Regions from separate parts of the Homo sapiens genome. Here region 1 is linked to region 2. A link is a contact called in ENCODE POLR2A ChIA-PET data. All regions are on one chromosome and are shown on one strand. Each heading gives the region's core, a stretch centred on a gene start or an enhancer-like site at or near the end of the contact. The rest is flanking DNA. Distances are from core to core; before and after follow the strand shown.

Region 1 (4,298 bases), core at 1,460-3,959, 110 kb after region 2:
AGAAAATCAATTGATCATAAATACAAGGGTTTATTTTGGGGCTCTCTATTGTCTTCTGTTGGTCTCTATGTCTGTCCTTATGCCAGTATCACACTGCTTTCATTACTGTGGCTTTGTAGTAAGTTGTGAAATCAGGAGGTATGGGTCCTTCAACTTTGCTCTTCTTTTTCAATGTTGTTTTGACTATTTGAGGAATGCAGGTACTTTTTAAATAGGACTCCTAGAGGTACCAAGGAAAGGATGATCTATAACAGCTGCCGCTTACATACTTTAGGAAGAATGTTGCGGCTGTGTTTGGCCCATCTCATGGGTCTGGTGACCCTACTGTCTTGTCTGTACTAAGAAGTATGAATAGAATGCATGGTCTGATAAAGGTAAAAGCATTACGTTACATAGTTATATGCTATACATATTTAACTATTAAAACATACAAAATAGGCCAGGTGTGGTGGTTCATGCCTGTAATCCTAGCATCTTGGGAGGCTAAGGTGGGAGGATCACTTGAGGTCAGGAGTTCGAGACCAGCCTGGCCAACATGGCAAAACCCCATCTCTACTAAAAATACAAAAATTGTCCAGGCGTGGTGGCGCTTGCCTGTAATCCCAGCTACTGGGGAGGTTGAGGCAGGAGAATTGCTTGAACCCGGGAGGCGGAGGTTGCAGTGAGCCGAGATGACACCACTGCACTCCAGCCTGGGCAACAGAGCAAGACTCTGTCTTGGAAGAAAAAAAAGAGAGAGAGAAGAAGAAAAAACCCTACAAAATAGCATGGAATCAGAGATCTGAGATATCTGGTCTCTGTACGCACACATAACTTCAGTTTATCTGAACACTTCTGCTTGTTTCTGTTCTCTGCTCTCCTGACCCACCTCCTACCTTCGTTTTCCTGCATTCAGATGCTACATGCAAGTCATTTTTATCTATTTTTTTCCCCTGCAGACCATTTTTAAAACTCTGTGCTGTAATTGTACTGATTAAAATCAAGGGGGCCAGGTGTGATGGCTCATGCCTATAATTCTAACACTTTGAGAGGCCAAGGTGGGCGGATCACCTGAGGTCAGGAGTTCGAGACCAGCCAGACCAGCCAGACCAGCATGGAGAAACCCCATCTCTACTAAAAATACAAAATTAGCTCGGCGTGGTGGCAGGCGCCTGTAATCCCAGCTGCTCTGGAGGCTGAGGCAGGAGAATCACTTGAACCCGGGAGGTGGAGGTTGCAGTGAGCTGAGATTGCGCCATTGCTCTCCAGCCTGGGCGACAAGAGTGAAACTCCGTCTCAAAAACAAACAAACAAACAAACAAACAAAAAACATAAGGAATACATTCACCTGGTTCCAAATTCAAAGGTAAAAAGGCCCAGGATGAAAGTTTCCGTAGCATCCCTGCCTCCTTCCTGCCAATTTCCCCTCTCTGGCAACAACCATTCTTACTGCTTTCTTGTATTTTCTTCTAAATACATATATTTATACGTGTACATTCTTGAGCTGGATGCAGTTCAATAATGAATTCTAGCAACTCAGAAGGCTGAGGAGGGAGGACGACTTGAGCCCAGGGGTTCAAGGCTGCAGTGCAGGAGTTCACACCACTGCATTCCAGCCTAAGTGACAGAGCGAGACCCCAGCTCTAAAAACAAAACAAAACAAAAATATTCTGTTGCATAGCCAAGTAAAAAGAACTTCCTGACACAGCAATAGGGCAGCGCATGCTGTGGCTGCTCTCCCGGCACCTTTGCAGTGTGCTCCTACAGATTTTCTCCTGCCGGCAGGTATGCACCTGCCCCTGCCCCAGAGGGATTGATGGGAACTAGGAAGACCCTCAGCAGCCTTGTGGCAGGCAGTGAGTGGGGGTGGGGGTTGAGATTACTCCCATTCTGGAGTGCCTGCATCCAAGCTCTCAGGAGGTGGCATCTTAACACCCTGCTCCCCTGCCCACCCCTCTGGCGAAATAACTCTGGGAAGCCAATTCTATGCTGGTGCCCAACGCATCTCCACCAGATTCAGCTTCAGTTGCTTTCAGTAGTTATTTATTGGATCACCCACCTGTTATTGGCCGCCTTCCCTTCCCTGTCTCACTTCCCCATTCCTTTCCTGCTGTTTAGCCAGCTCACTTCCCAAATTAAGTACTTGCTCTCGAATCTTTGTCTGAGTTTGCTTTGAGAGAAACCCAAAGGAAGGCCCATGTATGCACTGTTCTATACCTTGCTTGGTTCACTTAACATGACTTGGAGATACTCCCCTATCCCTACACCAAGGCTTCCTCATTCTGTTTTTTTTTTTTTTTTCTTTTGAGACAGGGTCCCGCTTTATCACCCAGGCTGGAGTGCAGTTGCACAATCAGGGCTCACTGCAGCCTCAACCTCCCAGGTTCAAGCGATCCTCCTTCCTCAGCCTCCTGAGTAGCTGGGACCATAGGCACGTGCCACCATGCCCAACTAATTTCTACATTTTTTGTAGAGATGGAGTTTCACCAAGTTGCCTAGGCTGGACTCAAACTCCTGAGCTCAAGTGATCCACCTGCCTTGGCCTCCGAAGTGCTGGGATTACAGACATAAGCCTCATTCTTTTTAAGGGCAGCACAATATCCCCTTCTGTGGACGTGCGTAAGAACTGGGCTCCGGAGCCAGATGGCCTGCAAGTCATTCTTCATATCTAACACGGGACCAGCCATCCTTCCGCAGAGGGCGGCCTGCTTTCCCTCCACCTTTTTTACTTTCATCATTGCCCCGGGCACCTCTTCCTGAAATCTGGGAGGCTTGCCTAACTCGTTCCCATACTCTTGCACATAGTATGTAAATTACCACATCTACAGACTGGCACTCCCAGTTGCGTCTGTCTTACCTAGAGTTTATTTGTCCTTTGCTCTTTTTTCCCTTCCCTCCCTCCTTCCTTCCTATTATCTGCCCACTACCCTGATCCTGGGTTAGAAGAACAAAAGTTTGAGAATTCTCTTTTCAGTTTTTTAATTTCTCAAAGTTAAACATAATTTTAAACATTGGCTGTTAGGATTAAAAAGTTAGGAGATTTCACATTGGAATCTGGATTTTATGCGTCTCTTGAAAAATCAATGCTGTTTCATGATAGTCTCAATAAAAAAAAGAAAAAAAATTAGGCTGGGTGCGCTGGCTCATGCCTGTAATCCCTGCACTTTGGGAGGCCAAGGCGGGCAGGTCACCTGAGGTCGGATCACCTGAGGTCAGGAGTTTGAGACCAGCCTGACCAACATGGTGAAACCCCAATTGTACTAAAAATACAAAAAATTAGCCGGGCGTGGTGTCGCGTGCCTGTAATCCCAGCTATTCAGGAGGCTGAGCCAGGAGAATCGCTTGAACCTGGGAGGCAGAGGTTTCAGTGAGCCGAGGTCTCACCACTGCACTTCAGCCTGGGCAACAGGAGTGAAACTCCATCAGAAAAAAATCATAAGTCCCAGCAATGCCTCTGTTCTGGCGTGACCACAGTCACAATCTCCTGGGCCAGAGCTAAGGATCCCCTGTCCCCTTGGGGTGGGGGCATCTCTCAACCATTCACCACTCCCCACAAAGAGGCCTCCTCACTTATTTATGGGACCTCCCTAGCCCAGTAGGTGACTGGATGTGAAACGCCTGGTTCAGGTCCTTATTAATGCAAACTTGAAGTATTTATTTAATTATTTTTTTGAGACAGAGTCTTGCTCTGTCGCCCAGGCTGGAGTGCAGTGGTATGATATTGGCTCACTACAGCCTCTGCATGCCGGGTTCAAGCAATTCTCCTGCCTCAGCCTCCCAAGTAGCTGGGATTACAGGCGCCTGCCAACACACCCAGCTAATTTTTTTTTTTTTTTTTTTTTGAGACAGAGACTCACTCTGTCATCCAGGCTGGAGTGCAGTGGCACGATCTTGGCTCACTGCAACCTCCACCTCCTGGGTTCAAATGATTCTTGTGCCTCAGCCTCCCGAGTAGCTGGGACTACAGGCGCTCGCCACCATGCCCAGCTGATTTTGTTTTGTATTTTTAGTAGAAATGGGATTTCACCATGTTGGCCAGGCTGGTCTTGAATTCCTGACCTCAAGTGATCCGCCTGCCTCGGCCTCCCAAAGTGCTGGGATTACAGGCGTGAGCCACTGTGCCTGGCCTAATTTTTGTATTTTTAATAGAGACAAGGTTTCTCCATGTTGGCCAGGATGGTCTTAAACTCCTGACCTCAGGTGATCCTCCCACCTTGACCTCCCAAAGTGCTGGGATTACAGGTGTGAGCCACCAAGCCCGGCCAAGCTTGAAGTATTTCTATTACTTAAAGTGAAAATGCAGATCCTAATTTCGGCAC
Region 2 (4,683 bases), core at 62-2,561:
TTCAGCTACTCAGGAGGCTGAGGTGGGAGGATGGCTTAAACCCAGGAGGTTGAGGCTGCAGTGAGCCATGATGATGACACTGCACTTCAGCCTGAATGATAGAGCAAGACTCTGTCAAAAAAAAAAAAAAAAAGGATGGAAACTCATGGATTTTTGTCTGTCTGTTCATTGCTGTTCTCTAGAGCCCAGACCTGTGAGTGGCACACAGTTCCTATTTTTAAAAGGACAAATTAATGAATGGCTTGCAGGTCCTGTATGATCACTGTCTGACCTCACATTCTATTTCTCACTATTCCCCTCCCTGATTTATTTTTCTTCACAGAATTAGTGACCAGCTGCCACAAGATTGACGTATTTGCTTGTTTCTTTACTGTTTTTCTCCTCCCACCATCACTAGGAGGCCAATTCCAGGACAGAGCCTCACGCAAAGCAGGTGCCCAATAACCATCTGCTGAATGGAAGAATTCCTTTCCTCCGCACTTTCCAGGTCAGGTCACTGTCGGCTCACACCTGGACTGCGTAAGCACCCTAACTTGCCTTCCTATCTCCAGACCCTTCCTGCCCCGGCACCCACCGCAGGAATTTCCTACCCCAAAACGAGCAAATTTACTATGACCTCTCCTCAGCATCCCTGCTGCTCATCTCCACCTCCACTGTACTCTGCACTAAACTTGCGCCCCAAGCAGGACACTGCCATGCACACCCTCAGCTGAGAGGCCTTCAGTCTCCCTCCTCTTGACCTACTATACCTAGACATTTTTTAGGAGTTCCATGTTATCTCCCCTGGGAACCTTCATCTGACCGGCAAGGCCCACCCTACAACACGACTGGGCAAGGGTCTCACGTGGACACTATCACAGCACCCGTGCAGAATTCAAACCCTAACACTGATGGTATGCTGGCTGTCTTGCCATATGTCCCCCACTGGGCTGTAAGCAGCTGGTTACCAGGTATGTGCACCAGACACATTTAATCAATGGAGGAACGTGAGGCTGTGGGCTCTTCCCATTACATGTTCTGAAGAACACACACCAAGGTAAGATGAGAAGTGGTCGGTTCTTATGAACACCCAGGAGTATTTCTCCCACTCTCTGGTAAGACTAAACCTCATAAAGTTACTCGTCGGTCCATGCCGCTAATATCTCCAGACAGAATAATCTACTCTTGATACCCAAATATTCTCACAAAGGCTGTTAAAAGAAATAAAAGCTTAAGGAAGCTTAAACGCTTTCCCTGACTCTGAATGATGACGCACTGAAACAACAGGCTGTGTGTGTCACAGCCGTGCCTGTGCCAACAGGAAGTTTGGGCTGTTAACTGGGCTTCCAGGTTTAGGTGGTCCAAGAACTGCTGAGCAAACACACAGCCTTTTTCTGGCCGTGCTTCCTGTCTGTACTTTGGGATCAATGTCCCTAGGGTACGATCGTTCATCAGAATTTTTTTTGCTTTTTTTTTTTTTTTTTTTTTCCTGATTCCTGTTTCTTGCCATGGGCATTCACCCCTATTTACGCATTTCCTAGCTGGCTTTAAAACATAAGAATTTGCCTAACTAGAGTCCTGTGGGATAAGAAGAAGATCTTTTGCTATGTTCCCCCTATTTGATATCAACTCTGACCACATGATCTAATTTCCATGAGTCCTGGGGCCTGGCACATCTCTTGTTCTTACTTTGACCTAGTGGACATTCTACTTCTAAGTATGGATTTGTTCTTTTTCTTTGTAAAATGTTTGTGTGGGTGTTTTGTTTTATTTTGTTTAAAGATCTGGGAAGCACTCATCCAACACAGGATGCCTAAGAGAATCTCTAAAGATAAGATCCTTATCAGCCACACACCCCACCTCCCTTTCCAGGAGACACCCCACAAGCCTGGTTCTCAGCAACGGCCAGATTTGGTTACTGGTGCCCAACCACGCTGCACTCCAGCACACCTTTCTCTAGATGCCTTAACAGCTGACAGCCTAAAGCCCAGCTTTGGATTCTGAGGCAAATGAGAAAATAAGAGCCAACATTTCAGCCTCGCAAGGCCCTAACCAGCAAGCAGAGATGGGCTAGCCACTAGCCACGTGTGGCTATGGAGTACTTGACGAGTGCAACTAACGAAGTGAATTTCAGGTTTTATTGAATAGTATTTAATTTAAATGTAAACGTCACATGTGACTAGCAGCCATGATGCTGGACAGTACAGATCCAGACAAAAAGATAAAACCCAGAGCTGCCATGCTGGCTATTCTTCAATATTTACATTTGCAAAGGCCAGAATGAAACAAGGCACTAGCATGCAGCAATGTCCTGGCATGATCCTCCCTGTCACTCATGTGTGGGTATACCCAACGGTGAGACCCTCAACCCTATCTTCCTCTGCCAGCTCTGCCTGCCAGCAGCACCCTCTCACACGGGTCAGTCACCACCCACATGAGCCATCACAGTGAGTCTTTACAGCTCTCCTGATCTCTATGTGTGTCAAGTCCCACACCCCCACTGCCTGCAGGCTCTAGGAGCACCGCAGTTCAAATCCACAACTTCTCAAATAAAACCCATCATCTTCCATCTTCCCCACCCTCCAAACTTATGGTTTTCCCTAGACTTCATATTTTCTCCAAAGCCAACATATACCCAATCAGGTTCTTCTGTATAAAATCTTGATGAGAATCCGAAACATCTCCTTCTTTGGCCCTCAAAACCTCCTATCACCTCTTCTATCAGCCTCACCTCTGTTCTTACTATTCCCATGCCTTTGGTATCTCCCAGACCCACCAATTCTTCCTGTGCTACCCCACTGCCCCTGCCTCCAACCAGCTGCCCCCACACTAATCCCATCCATCAGGCAATGGGAAGCGACCCACTGTAACTTAGTCCCCTCACTTTTTCCCTGTCAATGGGCAAATCATTCAAAATGGTCTTCTACTTTAAAAGTTGACTTAGGGTAGCAATTTCACTAGTGATTAAATACGGGCAGTACTGTGTTCCTGTTCTTATTTTATATATATTTTGGAGACAGGGTCTTGCTCTGTCACCAAGGATGGCATGCAATGACACAACTGCTAACTCACTGCAGCCTCAAACCTCTGGGCTCAAAGAATCCTCCCATCTCAGTCTCCCAAGTAGGTAGGACTACAGGCATGCACCACCACGTCCAGCTAATTTTTAAATTTTTGGTATGAATGAGGGTCTCGCTATGTTGCCATGGCTGGTCTTGAACTCCTGGCTGCAAGTGATCCTCCCACCTTGGCCTCCCAGAGTGCTGAGATTACAGGCCTGAGCATCCGCACCCAGCCTATAACATGTTTTCTAACAAAACTATCCACAACCCAAAACTCCATCCCACAAACTATTCCTTTGTAAACATTCTTTGATGAGGTTTTGTTTTCGTGTTTTCCTTCTTTTATGTAATCTACTTTATCTTGAGCTTTGGGAGTTCAGACTAAGGTTCATCTTGGCATCCCTGACACCAAATCATCCTGGGAGCTCATGTTTGGACTCTCTGCCATCTCTATCCTTGGCATTTCTCCCCTCCCAGCAGCTCCATCCCATGATTCCAGCTCTATTCCTACTCTTTGTAGTTCAATTTAGCATAATTTTAAAAACTATTTTCTTCCCCTTTTAAGGCTTCCTTTTATAGCCCTAGACTGGGATAAAAATTCCATAACATCCTTAATTAAATGGCTCTACTGTTAAATCAACTTTATAATTAACATCATATTTACACCCAACTATGGCTTACGTCCACATTCCCAGCTCCCATGCTCTCACAGGGACTCCTACTTAGGTTGGATCTGGAAATTAATGCTGTGAGCAGTATTCCTTCCCAACCCTGCCCTAAAAAATGTAACAGGGATAGAGGGAAAAACCTCAAAATAGGCAAGCTTAAAAAGACAAACATTTCCGTACGCAAGAAACATGTATGGGCTGGGCACGGTGGCTCACGCCTGTAATCCCAACACTTTGGGAGGCTGAGACAGGTGGGTCACTTGATCTCAGGAGTTCCAGACTAGCCTGGCAACATGCAGAAATGCCATCTCTAAATTTAAAAAATATATATATACACAAAAATGTAGCCAGGCCCAGTAGCACGTACCTGCAGTCCTAACTACTCAGGAGGCTGAGGTGGGAGGATCACCTGAGCCAAGGAGGTCGAGACTGCAGTGAGCTGTGATTGCTCCACTGCACTCCAGCCTGGGCAACAGAATGAGACCCTGTGTAAAAAAAAAAAGAAAAGAAAAAGAAAAAAAAAACACTTATGGAAAAAAATGGGGCTGACACTGGGACCTGCTGGGCTGAGCCTGGAAGCCCTAAGCCAGGCAGCCTCGGCTCCAGCAGGGGAACAAGGTGGGGGCTGAACCAGGCCAGGCAGGCTTCCCCACTCTTCCATGCCATGGTTGGCAACCCTGGGGAAGACAACGAGGGCTCCACCCTAGGGTCTGCCTCTGGACTGGATCCATAATGAGAAGACACAAACCCCACAGAAGCACAGAGAAAGAGATGAAATTCCTGGAAGATTCCAGATGGAAAGAGAACTAGGGAGGGACTTCATATAGTATATCAGGGTTCCCAATGATTTAAATGAAGTCACATTTAAAAGAAACACATATATATAAGAAATTAAGGACCAAAAATAGGCAGAAGTTAACCAAATAAAAATTTTAGAAGAAGTATAATTATTGCAATAAGAATTCAACACAAAT

Evidence for each region. ChIA-PET counts read pairs that join two places held with the same protein, here RNA polymerase II (POLR2A).
Region 1: POLR2A ChIA-PET joins it to region 2 with 17 read pairs in AG04449. The contact joins two enhancer-like sites. POLR2A ChIA-PET finds 5 or more read pairs at or near these places in 2 of 52 experiments (AG04449 and activated naive CD4-positive, alpha-beta T cell).

Annotation. Positions count from the first base shown.
Region 1 is chr20:5,028,687-5,032,984 of GRCh38, forward strand. No RefSeq gene overlaps it. Among named protein-coding and RNA genes, the nearest start is that of SLC23A2, 29 kb to the left of the region's middle. RefSeq lists an enhancer at 1-10. Within about 2 kb of position 2,710, at least 2 of the 41 ENCODE cell types and tissues checked have a DNase peak (open chromatin) inside an H3K27ac peak, as active enhancers do.
Region 2 is chr20:4,925,065-4,929,747 of GRCh38, forward strand. The region is part of intron 3 of SLC23A2 (solute carrier family 23 member 2); the gene reads right to left. Among named protein-coding and RNA genes, the nearest start is that of SLC23A2, 74 kb to the right of the region's middle. RefSeq lists an enhancer at 1,139-1,433. Within about 2 kb of position 1,312, at least 21 of the 41 ENCODE cell types and tissues checked have a DNase peak (open chromatin) inside an H3K27ac peak, as active enhancers do.